Linked DNA regions of Homo sapiens: region 2 is linked to region 1. Evidence: read pairs that join two places in POLR2A ChIA-PET (ENCODE). Cell type or tissue: HCT116. All regions are shown on one strand. Each heading gives the region's core, and the rest is flanking DNA. Links, peaks and the distances in the headings are about the cores only.

The links. Peaks named below come from ENCODE experiments on the same cell type or tissue, not always from the same donor. Only the 100,000 strongest peaks of a DNase experiment are listed, where the experiment ranks them.
Region 2: POLR2A ChIA-PET joins it to region 1 with 7 read pairs; 4 of 35 experiments call an interaction of 5 or more read pairs at or near these places.

What each region holds. Positions count from the first base shown.
Region 1 is chr17:78,138,899-78,142,377 of GRCh38, forward strand. TMC8 (transmembrane channel like 8) reads left to right here. Exons shown (of 16, transcript NM_152468.5): 15 at 264-342; 16 at 1,936-3,479. The coding sequence ends at 2,214. Among named protein-coding and RNA genes, the nearest start is that of C17orf99, 5.7 kb to the right of the region's middle. RefSeq lists enhancers at 1-125, 240-879, 2,516-3,479, 3,358-3,437 and silencers at 1,719-1,908, 3,430-3,479. In HCT116, for the core only: no CTCF peak of the experiment used is centred there; a DNase peak (open chromatin) is centred at 1,633; H3K4me3 peaks cover 2,084 bases; H3K27ac peaks cover 1,988 bases.
Region 2 is chr17:78,025,921-78,029,824 of GRCh38, forward strand. The region is part of intron 3 of TNRC6C (trinucleotide repeat containing adaptor 6C); the gene reads left to right. Among named protein-coding and RNA genes, the nearest start is that of TNRC6C, 69 kb to the left of the region's middle. In HCT116, for the core only: no CTCF peak of the experiment used is centred there; no DNase peak of the experiment used is centred there.

The sequences.
Region 1 (3,479 bases), core at 581-3,080:
GCCATGGGGATTGCAGGATCACTGGGGAAGCACCGTGTCTGGGTGGCTGCAGCTGCTGAGCTATTGGTATTGCTGTGCCAGAGGGGAGGGGATGAGGGGCTCTGCGAGGAAGGAGAGGAGGGTCCCATCCTCAGATACAGCAGTGTGCAGTGAGAAGACCCCAGTACCGCGTATTGTAGAGATTGAGGTGGGGAGAGAGGAAGTCAGGGAGAGGCGCCTGTGGCCCCAGGGGCAACTGACCACGAATCCCCTTCCCACCCAAGCCTTGTCCTGACGGTGTGCGTCTCCCAGACCCAGGCCAATGCCAGGGCCATCCACAGGCTCCGGAAGCAGCTGGTGTGGGTGAGTGTCCTCGGGGCTGGTGAGGGGACAGCAGCTTCAGTGGAAACCCTTCCCTATGTGTGGCCGAGGGCCTAGAACACGTCTGAGCGGGTCAGGTGGGTTCTTCCCACTGGAGGGCGTGGCCTCAGGCTGAGAGTGAAGACGGGGAAGGGGAGGAAGAGAACAGCTCGGGCTCCTGAGACCAGGAGCCAGACCTGGTAAGTACATGACCTTAGGGGCTGGGCCTTTGCCTGTAATCCCAACGCTTTGGAGGCCCAGGCAGGAGGATCGGATCACTTGAAGCCATGAGTTAAAACCAGCCTGGGCAACAAAGCAAGACCCTGGTCTCCACCAAAAATAAGTAATTAATTTTTTAAAAGGAGAATGTGGCCGGGCGTGGTGACTCACGCCTGTAATCCCAGCACTTTCAGAGGCCGAGGTGGGTGGATCACCTGAGGTCAGGAGTTCAAGACCAGCCTGGCCAAAATAGCGAAACCCCGTCTCTACTTAAAAAAAAAAAAAAAAAAAAAAAAACCGGGCACGGTGGTTCGTGCCTGTAATCCAGCACTTTGGGAGGCCGAGGTGAGTGGATTGCCTGAGGTCAGGGGTTCAAGACCAGCCTGGCCAACATAGTGAAACCCCGTCTGTACTAAAAATACAAAAAATTAGCTGGGCGTGATGGTGGGCGCCTGTAATCCCAGCTACTAGGGAGGCTGAGGCAGGAGAATCGTTTAAACTCAGGAGGCGGAGGGGCGGAGGTTGCAGTGAGCTGAGACCGCCCCATTGCACTCCAGCCTGGGCAACAAGAGCAAAACTCCGTCTCAAAAAAGGAAAAAAGGATAACATGGCTGAGTGCAGTGGCTCACGCCGAGGCGTGAAGAGTGCTTGAGTTCAGGAGTTTGAGACCAGGCTGAGCAACATAGCAAGACCTCGTCTCTACTAAAAATCAAATAAATGAGCTGGGCGTGGTGGCGCGTGCCTGTGGTCACAGCTATTCCGGAGGCTGAGGTGGGAAGATCGCTTGAGCCTGAGAGGTCCAGGCTGCAGTGGGCTGTGGTCTTGCTACTGCAATCCTGCCTGGGCAACAGGGAGACACCCAGTTTCCACAAAAAAAAAAAAAAATTACGACTTTAGGCTTGGGGCCAGGGGCTTAATGGAGCTGAGGGAGGAACAGTGACCTGGCTAAGGCGTGGCCTCAGGGTGGGGCCTCTACCGGGGGCGTGGCCTTGGGCTGCTTGGGGACGGACTCTTAGCGGGCGTGGTCTAGATCTGCATGGGGTGGGACCCTAGTGGGGCGTGGTCTCAGGGTGCGTTGGGGGCGGGGCCCTTGGAGGTCGTGGTCTCGGGCGGGGACGTGGAAGGAGTGGCATCTGGCTGCGTTGTGGACGGGACTCCTGAGGGCGTGGTCTAGGGCTGCATCGGGGCGGGACCCTGGTGGGGCGTGGCCCTGGGAGGGTGTGGCCTCGAGCGGGGCGTGGCCTCGGGCGGGGCGTGGCCTCTGGCTACTTTGGGTGCGGGCTGGCCCATGGGCCGCAGAGTTGCTGCCGCTGCTGTCCTCACACCCGCTCGTGGGAAGCAGCGCCTGTCGCAACTCGCCACTTGTTCTCCTCACAGCAGGTTCAGGAGAAGTGGCACCTGGTGGAGGACCTGTCGCGACTGCTGCCGGAGCCAGGCCCGAGCGACTCTCCGGGCCCCAAGTACCCTGCCTCCCAAGCTTCGCGCCCGCAGTCCTTCTGCCCCGGATGCCCATGCCCTGGCTCCCCGGGCCACCAGGCCCCGCGGCCGGGCCCCTCCGTCGTGGATGCCGCGGGACTGCGTTCCCCTTGCCCTGGACAGCACGGTGCCCCGGCCTCCGCCCGCAGATTCCGCTTCCCCAGCGGCGCGGAGCTGTAACCCCTACCCCTGCCTCCCCGAAGCCTCCCTGGGGCCCCTTCAGGCCTCCTTACTCCATCTTCCAGACCCCTGGCGACCACCGCCCCTCTCAGTGGCTCCAGGGCCTCCCTCAGAGGTCCCCAAAGATGGACACACAACCCCAGCGGCAGCAGGAAAAACATATGGGAATTTTCTTTCTATATTTTAATCTCATCCCTTTAAAATGTCTATTTTTTATTGTGTTTTTTATAATATACATAATCTATTAGTATAGTATCTCTTGAATGCGATTTTTTCTAGAATGTGTTCTGCTGATTTGTTTTAGAGCCATGAGTGCAATTTATACACATACATCTATTGGGAATGCTCAGAAGTTGTTTACTGATGGAAGTGCCTTCAGAAGAGTCCGGGAACCACTTCCTAAGGAAGGAAAGAGCTGGCCACAGTTAGAGCAAGCCTGCCTGGGGCCCTGCTCTGTGTTCCAGCTGCAAACTGCCTGCATCATCCCTTCCTGTTACTCTTCCTTCACCTGAGACAGTCGAGGCCACAGCGTCAGCCAGGGCCAGAGCTGGGATTTGAACCCAGGCACTCGGGCTCCAGAGCCACACTGCCCCAGTGTGGGGCTTAGTGGCGGCTCCTGGCCCTGACTGAGGGGCTGACTGAAGCCTGGTGAGAGCGTGCTGGGTCAGCCTCTCCCTGGCGGGAATCCTCTCCGTCCAGTCTTCTAACCTAGCAGCCTCACGTCCACAGAGCTGCCTTGTGAAACTCAGCAGAGCCCTGGCTTCCTGCAGAGCCGTGTTCTCCCAGCCTGCTTCATGGCTCCCTGGTTGAGCCAAGCTTGCGGATCCGTGGGGTGAAGGTACCCGCACCGCCTGGGCCTTAGTGGTATGTACGGGCCTGCATCGTGAGCAGCGGGCGGGGGCCCAGGCAGGTGAGGCAGCTGGCCACAAGGGCAGGGCCCGGCCCCCCTCCCAAGGCTGTGTCTGATATTCTTGAGCCTGTTCGAGTTTCCTTTTCCAAGCCTCCTGTTCTCCCACCCCCACCCCTGCCATGCTGCAGTGACTAAATCTGTGGTTCTCATCCTTGGAGAACACCTGAGTAGCTGCTACAAGCTGGCCACAGCCCAGCGACTCTGATGTGGTTGGGCTGGGTGTGGCCAGCAGCCAGGGCATCGGGACTTTTCGAAGCTCCCAGGTGACTCACCGGCAGCTGGGGATGAGAACTGTCAGGAGGGAAGGTCAGAAGTCCCAGGATGCACTTGAAAAGCCTCTAGCTCCACCAGTGAC
Region 2 (3,904 bases), core at 134-2,633, 110 kb before region 1:
TTCAACCATAGGCTTTCAGAATTAGAAGGAGCCTTAGAGTGTCAGCTAGTCTAAACCTTTCATTTCCAGATGAGAAAACTGAGGTCTAGGGATATGAAAATTACTTAATCCAGATCATATATATTATTAGTGGAAGTGAATCCAAGTTTTTGAGGTCTCTAGCCTTAGTATTTTTTTATTTCATCAACTAATTTTTTTACATGATGTTGCTGTCTCTGCATTTTTTAAACTTTATATGTTTGAGAAAAACAATCACTCCTTCAACATTTATTTAGCACTCACTGTTGTCAAACACTATGCTGCCATAATTTACAGCCTAGAGAAGAAGACAGTCATTTTAAAAAATAACATACACAATGCTGAGTGCTGTGCCAAATACCGGGTACTGTGGATGTTCAGTCAGAAGCACCTAGACTGGCTTAGGTGAGGAGGTGACATTTAGTCTGATATTTAAAGAATAGCTGGGAATTACCATGTTTTTTGACTCTGACATTATCAATTGCATTATGCACTATTTTATGTACCACTAAGAAAAAAATTGCCAGTTAAACTGATATATTCATTGTCAGTTATAATATGCATCCCAGTTTCAGAAATGTTGAAATATTTGGAAATGTGCCCTAGAATTGATGAAATGTGGTGGTTAGATGAAGAAGCAAGCAGCTCACAGGGGAGTTTAGCACTTGCTGAACCTCAAAGCTAAGTCTGGGGAACTGGGAGTCTTACTGCTCAGGACCACGTGGACCTTGCAGAGAGTTTGGATTTTATTCTGAGAGCGTTACAAGACCTCAGAGTTTTAAACCAGGGAGGAGATCTGCATTTCAGAAGGATCACACTGGCTGCAGTATAGATGATGGATTAGAGAGAGTCTCTTACAGTACTCCAGCTAAGAGATGAGGGTGCCCAGGTTCCAATGGTGACCGTTGGAATGAAAATAGATGGGTGAAATTGAGGGATATTTGAGGGTGGAGGGCATGTAGGAGCTATTAATAGAAATGACAAGGTTTGGTGATTGATTAGATGTAGGAGAGATTGAAATACTCAGAAGGGCGAGGCGAGAAAGCTGATGAGTATATGGGACATGTTGATTTTGAAGTGTATCAAGTATAAAAGAGTGGACAACAAAGCCATAAAAGAACAGGAAACCTGCCAAGGGGGATGGGAAATAGTGGCATAGAGAAGAAGGCAGGAGTGGCCGTCGCTGATAAAGACAACCTGAGGGGTCTTTTGGTCCAAAGACTGAGGGGTCAAAAGATAACAGGGCCTTGGATTTTAGCAGCAAGAAAGAAATTATGGCCTTGGCTAGTCAGTTTCCATGAAGGTTTGGCAGGAGGAGAGGAGAGAGTGGGAGGAGCTGGAGGAGAATGTGGAGTCCAGGAGAGGTGATTGTTGCCATTTGTGAAGAGATTAAATATTTGAACATGTTCAAGTGATGATGAGAAGGAGCTAATTACAGTAGCCAGACAGTCCCTGGGCCCGTTAGAGGTTGGAAATGCAATGTCTTTCACTCTGCACACAAACACCGCAACCCTCTTCTTTTTTATATTCAGTTCCATCATATGGAAACTCTGGCTAGAAAAAAAACAGAGAAATACTTGTAAAGCAAGGAATTGATCCAAGACCCAATCTTATGTTTTGGGCCTTCATATCTACTTTGGAGAGAGTTGTGAGTTGAAGACCCAGGACACGCAAAGTCCCTAAGATAGGATCCAGAGGTTTGGAGGGTGCCCCCTTGCATTGCCTCTCTGACCCCATTGATTGTGAGACATATCGGTATTGCACATACCATTAAGAAAGGAAAATATGCTGCCTGTGCACTGACATGGCATCATAAGACACATCCCAATGTAAGTGATGGTAACCTGTGAAGGGATGTGCGTCTTTGAGTTGATGGAATACAGTATTAGCCTTAGATAGGAATAACAGATGTGGGACAAAGAACAGGGTGACACTCATATATCTGTAGTGACAGAAACTTGGAGGTTTTTTTTTTTTTTTTTTGAGATGGAGTCTCGCCCAGGCTGGAGTGCAGTGGTGCGATCTCCGCTCATTGCAAGCTCCACCTCCCGGGTTCACGCCATTCTCCTGCCTCAGCCTCCCGAGTAGCTGGGACTGCAGGCGCCCGCCACCATGCCCGGCTAATTTTTTTTTGTATTTTTAGTAGAGACAGGGTTTCACCGTGTTAGTCAGGATGGTCTCGATCTGACCTTGTGATCTGCCCGCCTCGGCCTCCCAAAGTGCTGGGATTACAGGCGTGAGCCATCGCCCCCCGCTGAAACTTGGAGTTTTTACTTGATGGCTTTTATTTCTTCTGCAGAGTAGTCAAGTTCATTTTCTGGGGATGGGGAGAAGTGGGAACAAGGAGGTAGAGGGATTAGGAGCTCAGGAGTGGAAGATCTCTAAATGAATTGTTGACACCACTGGAACAAGGCAGACCCAGGAAGTTGCAGGATTGACAGGAAGCAGTGAGGGCGTTCTGAGGCCAGGACCATGCATTCGTAGCAGTACCAAACTGCATGTCACATGATTTTCTTGAGAGATACTTAGCAACCTGAGTCAGGAAGTAGGGAGAGTAGACAGTGGGTTCATCCAGGACTAAGGACTTGCCAGGCACTAGTGACAGATAGACAGTGAGGCAAAGACCTGGAGGATACTGGTAGTGTGGACAATGTAGCGTTCACATGGTAGATGGCCAAGTCCATGTTGAGAGACAAAAACTGCAGGTAGACTGGAGCTGACAATGTAAAGGGAAACAGTACCGTATCATGAACCACCCCCCAATGTTGACTTAAAATATTTTTTAATGTTTCTTCTACATAAAAGGTATGTACAGAACTAGGCATAAACTCATTTTGTACATAGCTGTTTCTCAGCTATCAAACCAGTGATGTTTACAAATTGAGTAGAAAACCAAAAATGTTTTCAAATAACAAAATAGATGTAATGTCCTGGATAATGATGTTTTGTGTACAAGATGAGGTGGGACTGACTATTGAGGCGCCGACTCTTGCACTTTACATGTCGGCGTGCAGAATTACTACTCGAATCACTGTTTGCATTCGGCATGCTAATTAGTAAACCCTATTATTAGGTTATCACCCAACTCTTCTGCTCCTTTTTTAAAATTTAAATTACTATGAGATCTTTGTTTATGCAACTTACTCTAATATGATTTTAGACCTTCACTTAATGCAAATTCATTATTCGCACAGTAGGCCCAACTGCATTCTTTCCCAGTAAATCTGGCAGAGTGTGGCAGTGCTACAGACGCCAAACCACAGTTGCTGACACTAAAATTCAGTAGTACGATCATACCTTGCTTGACAGAGAGATACGTTCTGAAAAATGCACCGTTAGGCTGTTTTGTCATTGTGCAAACCCAGATGGTACAGGTTGCTACTCACCTATGCCATGTGATAGAACCTTTTGCTCCTAGGCTGCAAGCCTCTACAGCATGTTACTATACTGAATACTGTAGGCAGTTGCAACACAATGGTAAGTATTTATGTTATCTAAACATAGGAAAGGGACAAGAAAAATACGCTATAAAGAATTTTTAAAAGGTACACCTGTATAGGGCACTTAACTATGAATGGAGCTTGCAGGACTGGAAGTTGCTCTGAGGAGTCAGTGAGTGGTGAGTGAATGTGAAGGCCTAGGACATGACTATACACTTAGGCCACACTAAACTTACTTAAAAAAATTTTTTTTCAGTAATAAAGCTTTTTAATTTTTTTAAGAGTTTTCACTCTTTCATAATAACACTTAGCTTAAAAGACACATTGCACAGCTGTACAAAAAATATTTTTCTTTCTTTATATCCTTATTCTGTAAGCTCTTTTCTGTGTTTAATTTTTTTTTTAACTTTTAAACTTATTAAAAACCTAGACACACACACACACAC